2 separate regions of the Homo sapiens genome follow, and region 2 is linked to region 1. A link is an interaction called in ENCODE POLR2A ChIA-PET data of the cell type or tissue named here. Cell type or tissue: PC-3. All regions are shown on one strand. Each heading gives the region's core, and the rest is flanking DNA. Links, peaks and the distances in the headings are about the cores only.

What was found. ChIA-PET counts read pairs that join two places held together with the same protein. Peaks named below come from ENCODE experiments on the same cell type or tissue, not always from the same donor. Only the 100,000 strongest peaks of a DNase experiment are listed, where the experiment ranks them.
Region 2: POLR2A ChIA-PET joins it to region 1 with 14 read pairs; 4 of 35 experiments call an interaction of 5 or more read pairs at or near these places.

The regions. Positions count from the first base shown.
Region 1 is chr17:39,449,341-39,453,725 of GRCh38, forward strand. It overlaps MED1 (mediator complex subunit 1), which reads right to left and starts at 1,923. Exons shown (of 17, transcript NM_004774.4): 1 at 1,698-1,923. The coding sequence starts at 1,722. In PC-3, for the core only: no CTCF peak of the experiment used is centred there; a DNase peak (open chromatin) is centred at 1,991; H3K4me3 peaks cover 2,085 bases; H3K27ac peaks cover 1,120 bases.
Region 2 is chr17:39,548,481-39,552,865 of GRCh38, forward strand. It overlaps a transcript of CDK12 not described here. Among named protein-coding and RNA genes, the nearest start is that of NEUROD2, 57 kb to the right of the region's middle. In PC-3, for the core only: no CTCF peak of the experiment used is centred there; no DNase peak of the experiment used is centred there.

The sequences.
Region 1 (4,385 bases), core at 126-4,125:
TAGCTAATTTTTGTATCTGTTGTAGAGACAGGCTTTTGCCAGGTTGTCTAGGCTGGTCTCCAACTTGTGGGCTCAAGTGATTCGCCCGCTTCGGCCTCCCAAGGTGCTGGGATTACAGCCTTGAGCCACTACCTGGAGCTAATTTTTTATTTTATTTATTTTCAATTTTTTTTCTTTTTTTTTTTTTTTGAGACGGAGTTTTGCTCTTGTTGCCCAGACTGGAGTCCAGTGGCACTATCTTGGCTCACTGCAACCTCCACCTCCCGGGTTTGGGTGATTCTCCTGCCTCAGCCTACCAAGTAGCTGGGATTGCAGGCATGCCACTGTGCCTGGCTAATTTTGTATTTTTAGTAGAGAAAGGGTTTCACCATGTTAGCCAGTCTGGTCTTGAACTCCTAACCTCAGGTGATCCGCCCACCTCAGCCTCCCAAAGTGCTGGGATTACAGGAGTGAGCCACCACACCCGGCCTTTTTTTTTTTTTTTTTTTTTTGAGACGAAGTTTCGCTCTTGTAGCCCAGGTAGGAATGCAATGGCGCAGTCTTGGCTCACCACAACCTCCACCTCCTGGGTTGAAGCAATCCTCCCACCTCAGCCTCCCAGGTAGCTGGGATTACAGGCATTCACCACCACGCCCGGCTAATTTTGTATTTCTAGTAGAGACGGGTTTTCTCCATGTTGGTCAGGCTGGTCTCGATCTCCCAACCTCAGGTGATCCACCCGCCTCAACCTCCCAAAGTGCTGGGATTACACGCGTGAGCCACAGTGCCCGGCAATTTTTTTATTTTTTTTGTAGAGACAGGGCCTCAGTATGTTGCCCAGGCTGGTCGCGAACTCCTGGGCTCCAGGGATCCTCCAGCCGCAGCCTCCCAAAGCGCTGGGATTACAGGTGTGAGTCACTGCTCCCGGCCTCACCTTTCGACCTCTGCTCCAAAACACACTCTTTGTTTTTCTTGAGAAACCTGCTGATAAATATCTGTACTTCGATGCTCCAACACTTTTTGAGCGACTATTACGTGCCAGAAACTATACAAAAATAATCAGGCAAGGACTCTAATCTGCAAAGCTCAGAGGAAACTGGAGAAGATAAACAATAACACAGTTCACTGTATCAACAGAACTATGCCCAAAATGCTAAGGCAGCATCTTAGCCGGAGTGTGGAACTTTAGAAAATCTTAGTAAAGTTCCACAGAAAAGTTGTTTTTCTGCAGTTCGTAGTTCGGTCAATAAAAGAACGAAATTCAGCGCACTTTAAAAATACACAATGGCACAGGATCTGAACACTTGACATTGTAGAGAACTGCTGGCTGCTAATAAATATAAGGACCTAATCATTTCATTGATGCCAAAATAGTCTCCAGTACGTTTACACACAGCCCTAAATTTATTCAGGCGTCTCTTCTGGAACGAGATGTAAGCTGATTTTGTATTCATTTGCCCCGTCTCCCACCACTTTAGGCCAAAAGTGCCCTAGTCGAGCATGAAATCTTCACAGAAGTTGAGAGTCCCCATCGCCCTAAAGTCGAAGCTCTATAATCACCAAGGAGGGTATAGTGACAATCTAAAACTAATACACATTCCCTCTCCTGGACTCTATGCCCCTAAAGTGGCCCCCATGGGACATCTGCAAGAACCTCCTCTCACAAACTGGCTCCCCCAGTTGTGTCCCGCCCCCTCCTTTCCCCTACAGTCACTTACCCTCGGTTTCCCCCTGAGCTTTCATCCTGAAGGCGAGGAGAAGCTAGATCCGCCACAAAAGGATAAGCCCTTCCCCACCACTAACGGAGGAAACAAGTTGGCTCGGGATCCCGGGACGCAGGGCACCAGCAGTCCCTACTCTTCCCGGGAAGGATCAATCTGAAGTCCCCGGCGGCAAGAAGAGAAGGGTGCTCGAGGCCGCCGCCATCTTCCCCAACGGAACTTCCCAAAATTCGCGAGATAAACCGTGGTCCTGCCAGAGAGAGGAAGAGGACAGGGCATCGAAATCTCGCGAATATTGGTCAATGCGTCGGCCTCGCGAGATTTCTTTCAGCGCAGTCTTCCCTTTGATCTGAGCTGTCTCAGGCCTCGCGCCGCTGGATATTAAACCTGCCGGCCGGTAGCTTTCGGCTCCCCTGCGGAAACCGCCATTTTTTTTTTATTTTAGCAGTTAAACAGCTCGCAAATTAAAATCTCCAGATCCCTGTACTGAAAGACTAGCTTTTCTTTTTTTTTTAATTTTTTTTTTTTTTTTTTTGAGATGGAGTCTTGCTCTTGTCGCCCAGGCTGGAGTGCAATGGCACGATGTCGGCTCACTGCAACCTCCGCCTCCCGGGTTCAAGCGATTCTCCTGCCTCAGCCTCCCGAGTAGCTGGGATTACAGGCACCCGCCACCACGCCCAGCTATTTTTAGTAGAGACGGGGTTTCGCCGTGTTGGCCAGGCTGGTCTCGAACTCCTGACCTCGCTGTCCGCCCGCCTCGGCCTCCCAAAGTGCTGGGATTACAGGCATGAGCCACCACACCCGGCCATGACTAGATTTTCAAAGGCTATTGGTATCAGGAGTGTCTTATGAAAGATAAGTTTAACCTGAGATACTAGATGCAATAATTACATCCTAAGAAAGATAGTGGCGCATTGTAACATGACGTTCAAAGCGAGCCTATAGCACAGTTAATTCCCCTTTTCTCATTTTTTTAGTTTCAAAACTATTTCTGGCTAGGCGCAGTGGCTCATGCCTGTAATCCCAGCACTTTGGGAGGCCAAGGTAGGTGGATCATCAGGTCAGGAGTTTGAGACCAGCCTGGCTAACATGGTAAAACTCCGTCTCTACGAAAAATACAAAAATTAGCCAGGTGTGGTGGTGCGCTCCTGTAATCCCAGCTACTCGGGAGGCTGAAGCAGGAGAATCTCTGGAACCCGTGAAGCGAAAGTTGCAGTGAGCAGAGATCGCGTCACTGCACTCCAACCTGGGTGACAGAGTGAGACTGTCTCAAAAAGAAAAAACTGTATCCTTTACTATCCTCAAACTAAGTGTTCTTCACTTAGTAAGCATCTGTGGAGTCCTAATATGTGTATATTTGGAGCTGCTAATACAAACATGAAAACACGGCTGGTCGCGGAGCTACTCAGGAGGCTGAAGCAGGAGAAGCGCTTGAACCTGGGAGGCAGAGGTTGCAGTGAGCCGAGATCATGCTACTGCACTCCAGCCTGGGTGGCAGAGCAAGACTCTGTCTCAGACAAATAAACAAACATGAAAACACAACCCTAGCGCTTGATAGGCTAATCTTATTTAGAGTTCCGAAAATATGATTGGTCACTATAATCATAGGGGCTCAAAATTTTTTCATTAATTATTATGCCCTAAGTACCAATGCCAGATACCCAACTACACTTTATCATGGAAACTCTATACAAATAAAAAAAAAAGTCTGTACTAAGTGTTGCTAGGAAATTTTTAACTTTATAAAGCTTATAAATAAACTTTACTAACTTCTGGTTACAGAATGGAATGAGAAGTTATCATTTGTCATCTGAAAATGCAGATGAGAGACACCATTGGAAAAGTTCTACTCTAGAAGATAAGAGAGCAATGTCCTTTGGGAGGCTGAGGCAGGTACTTGAGATCAGGAGGTCGAGACCAGCCTGGCCAAAATGGTGAAACCCCATTTCTACTAAAAATACAAAAAATTAGCCGGGTGTGGTGACACATGCCTGTAATCCCAGCTACTGGGGAGGCTGAGGCAGGAGAATCGCTTCAATCCGGGAAGTGGAGGTTGCAGTGAGCCAAGATCGTGTCATCGCACTCCAGTCTGGGCAATAAGAGCAAGACGGAGTCTGAAAAAAAAAAAGAAAGCCATGTCATTAAACAAGAAAAGTATTCAAGGTACATATAGGAACAGTATACATAGGAAAATGGGTACAATGGGCAAATTGTAAGTGACTAAGCTTTGAAGGAGGCGCCAAAGGACTCTTTTTTTTTTTTTTTTTTTTTTTTTTTTTTTGAGACAGTGTCTCGCTCTGTCGCCAAGGCTGGAGTGCAGTGGCACAATCTCGGCTCACTGCAACCCCCGCCTCCTGGGTTCAAGCAATTCTTCTGCCTCAGCCTCCCAAGTAGCTGGGACTACAGGTGTATGCCACACCACCCAGCTAATTTTTTTGTATTTTAGTAGAGACAGAGTTTCACTATGTTGCCCAGGCTGGTCTCGAACTTGAGCTCAGGCAATCCACCCACGTTGGCCTCCCAAAGTGTTACGATTACAGGCATGAGCCACTGTGCCCGGCCCAGAGGACTCTAAACCTAAAATCTAAACTAACAAATTGGTTTGTTGGGGAAAAAGAGCTATTGAAACTTTAGTTAAATATTTCTTCTTGTGTACAGCCTAAATGGAAACTTTCTGACTTGTTT
Region 2 (4,385 bases), core at 271-4,270, 99 kb after region 1:
TAGGGGGAAAAAATCTCTTATAATTGTTCTAAGAAAAGTGTTTTGTTAGTGAGAAAGTGTTAGGGGTGACTGAAGCCTGGGAGAGTTAGTCTCCCCGTCACCTACTCCAGCACAAACCTATAGAATTCAAGATGGTCTAGTGGATGTTTGCAGCCTCAGTGGCTGGAATACACCCCAGGACATTCCAGGGCCCTGAGCCAAAAATGGTGTCAGAAAGCTGGATAGGAGTGTGGGCTGCTTTGGGCCATGAGCCTCATACCCACCCTGTATCAGGCAGTGTTTCTGCTAGGGGTGCCAAATGGCCCTGGGGCCTCTATGGGACTGAGGACTCCACAATTGACCCTCCATCTCCATGAAGCCCTTCCAGGCTGAACAGGCTAAGGGACATGACAGAGGTTCTCCTCCTCCTTCCTACCCCCATGCCTGAGGGCCCCTCCCCAGGAGGACAGCTTGATTAAACAGTCGGTGCTGCTGGAATTACTGCACAGCTGGCGCTCCCCCCAGCACCCCGAGCAGAGCAGCAGTGCAGATTAAAATCTCCAATTAGCGTTAAAGTGAAGTGAGGAGGTGCTGAGGCTGCCAAGGAGGCCAGACGGGGGCCCTGGGTTGGCAAAACCCCCACTCTTGCCTGGATTCTGAGTGTCACCCTTAGTCACCCCTACTTTCCCAGCTCCTCTCCCAACAGCTTTCAGTGCCCATTAGTTTTGTATCGCTTGGGGCCAGAGGGCTTTGCAGAGGGGTGGAAGGGGGCAAATGCCTTACCTAAAATGCTAGGGACACCGTAAGTATGGAGGAGGAGAGCGGTCAGTGCTCATCAAGGGAGATACCCTATTCACTGCCTGCCAGGCAGCCAGGCCAAGGTGACTTCACGCTACAGCTCTGCTTCTTCTTTTTGCTTGAAGAAAAGATAAACAGGACGGGTCCTTTCAGGTCCTTTACCTATGAAGTGCTAGGGGACATGGTGCCCACATGAACATCTCTCTCTGCATATTTTATCCTATCTGACCCATCTGCTCCCACCGAAGTTATGGCTCCTTCCTCCCTCTCTCCATTCTTCTCTCAGCTTTCCTGTGGGCAGGGGTAGGCACAGCCAGGCTTGGGAGCATCGCCATGCCCTGCCACCTGGGTCCCAGCCTGCTCCTCGTTATAGTCTTCCCAGTTTGGGGAAGAGCAGTGATATGCCAAGAATGGAGGCCTCAGACTCTCCCAATCCCTGATTTTTACATGTCCCCCTATAAGGCCCCTCTGCCATCTACACTTTTGCCCTTCATCCACAAAGCCCAAAAGGAAGGCATTATAGCTAGCCATGCCCTCTGACTGCCCTCTGCCCCTTTAAGGGAAATGGAAATGGGTACCCAGCTGACTGAACCTACTCAACACCTCCAGAAATTAGACACTAGGGCATGGTGCCACCCTCCCAGGCTGGCACATGCTACCCTGGCAGAGGATCAAATAACCCCCCCATCATACCCTGCCCCATGTCTTCCTCTACTCTCTCCCTCATGCTTTCTCTCTCTCTCTCTCTCTCTGTCTCTCTCTCTCTCTCTCTCTCAGCTCAAAGCACAGCTGAGCCTTAAAAGGGGGGTTGAGGGGGTGGAGAGACCAAGCTGGGGCAGGGGGGTATAGAGCTCCAATAGCACGTTTTCACCTGCCATTTAATTGGATGTATTTTTAATTAATGGGACCTCAGGGACCAACATGAGACAATCTGATATCTGAATAGGGACAGGGGAGGGATTGGGTAAGGGAGGAGGATTGGGCCACTGGGTGCGGTTACCGGGAACCCAGGCCCATCAATCACTGGCCACTTTGCGTTCTGGCATGGAGAATAGCGAGGTGGAGGAAGGGAGGCACTGGGGAGAGGTGCCAGGATTTCCCCCCAACTGCCAGGACCTCCAAACGGATTGGAACTATACTGGTTGACTCAGGTCTGGAGCCCAAAATCACAGCCAGAATATAAGGTGAGGCTGTTTTCTTGCTCCTGGGGTTTTGTCTGGTTGGGCTTGTCCCAGGGAGTGCTGTAAAATTGTGAAAGGAAGGTGGGGACAGAGCTTTGAGGTCCTTGTAGAGAGAAGACAAGAGCTATGGACCATAGAACCAGAGACTATGGAGAGACGGAGGAGAAGGGCAGGGTTCAGAGGTATTTCTGTATGTTTTGACATAAAATAAGTGCCATGGAGATTACATGCAAAATGGCATGCAAATGAGGCCTGGTGCCTTTTGGGGTATGAATCGTAGAACCTTGCTTTTGCAAGAAAGGGAACTTGGCCAGGTGCGGTGGCTCACGCCTATAATCCCAGCACTTTGGGAGGCCGAAGCAGGTGGATCACTTGAGGCCAGGAGTTCGAGACCAGCCTGGCCAACATGGTGAAACGCCATCTCTACCAAAAAATACAAAAAAATTATCTGGGCATGGTGATGTGTGCCTGTAATCCCACCTACTTGGGAGGCTAAGGTAGGAGAATTAGCCTGGGCAACAGAGCAAGACTCTGTCTCAAAAAAAAAAAAAAAAAAAGGGAACTTGGAGCTCATCTTGCCCCACCCCTTCATTTTACAGATGTGAAAAACAAGACCCAGAGAGGGGAAATCATTTGAATCCTGTCCTGGTATTGCTTTGTGTTCCTGGATTTGGAGAATTTCTGGGAACACAGGAAAAGGAAAGGTAGGTAGGTGTTGGGGGAGGAAAGTCAAGGGAAGAAGGTATGCAGGATATTATTCTCCATTGCTTGAAGTCTCAAGTTTCTATCCCCTGTCTTAGAAGCAACTTAGGGGAGTCATGGACAGGTTCAGCTTCTATGGAGCACTATTAGGGGGACATTTCCTCTATACAGCTTGTTCCAGAGATCATCTTATCCATTTTCTTGCTTCCAAGTACACAAATCCCCTACAGCCCCTGACCCCTATGGAATTTTACCATGTCTTATAAGATCTACAGGGAAGGAAATGCATTATTTACCCCACCTCCTTAACCAAGAAGCAAATCCCCCAATCAAGACTAAATGCTGAGCTTTTTTTTTTGAAATCTTACCACATATTTCCCTGCTGCAATATAATAAGCCACTGGAGAAACTTATGCCAACAAATGTGTTAAGGAGTAGTCTTATACGTCTTGTCCCATGGCAAAGCCTAGAACAGAGATAGAATTTAAATTCAAGGCCCTGAAGGCTGAATTAGAAATGCTCCTGAATTCATGTGGTGCCATGGCCTTAGAGCTCTTAGACCCCTCTGACTCTTGTAGTGTTGATGTACACTGGAGAAAGGGGCAAGTTTCCAGCTGTACCCATCCCCAACCCCTTGCTTCCTTCAGTGTTCACATGCTAGGGTTAGGAGGGAAGAAATGAAGGAGAAAGGGGGTTCTCCCACTAGGTTGCCAAGGTGGCATTTCTTGCCATCCTCCTCCTTCCTCAGAAAATTCAACATTTTTAGTTCCATGCTTCATGAGACTAAGTTAGGTTAGGGACAAGGATAGGCACAGAGCTTGGAAAGCAGTGCCAGTAAAAACTTTATCACACTCCCCAGGCCCCCAACACCCTTCCCCCACCCAAGAGTTGCCTTCTCTTCCCCATTTTATATCCCCAAATCCCCTGAGAAGAGCAAGATCTGCCTAAGTGCCCCCCAGCCTCACCCAGCCCTTCCTTCAGACTGTGAGTCATCTCCTTGGCTGTCTCATTGCCTGCCTTCTTAACTGCAGACAGGATGAGAAGAGCTCTCCTCAGATCCCTCCAAAACAGTTTGGAAAGAATTTATCTAGGACCCCGTGCCTACTTCTAAGGGCCCCAGGGGTGTCAGCAGGGGAGGAAGGCTGTGCCAAGGGGCTGGAAAGGAAGATTCTCTTGTTGGGAGAGCAGATAAAAACCTGAAAGTGGTGACAAGGCAGAGGGCGAAGTTTGGGAACTGAGACCTGTAGTCCCACCTGTGGGGCTGGCTGCCTAATGTGTGGCAGGACATTTAGAGCAAGTATGGTTTGTAGGATTTATTAAATGGCTGCTGTTTACAGAGCTGCTGTTTCTACTCTGGAACACACAGCAGTGGAAAGGAGCATGCATTGAAGGAGAGAGGGTGGCAGGCTTTCTGTAAGCCCTCTTTTTCACCCTTTGTCCATCCCTATTCCAACATATTGCAGTCATGTTAGAGCTAGGGCTAAAAGGCCCTAAAAGCATTCAGTCTATATTCTGGGTGTTTCTCCAAGGAACAGAGCCTCCTTTCTTGTAACTCCTGTCAGATCTGCCTCCCACTCCTAAGGCTTTTTTGTTTGTTTGTTTTTGAGATGGAGTCTCACTCTATCGCCCAGGCTGGAGAGTGCAGTGGCGTGATCTCAGCTCACTGCAACCTCTGCCTCCTGGGATCTAGTGATTCTCCTGCTTCAGCCTCCCAAGTACCTGGGA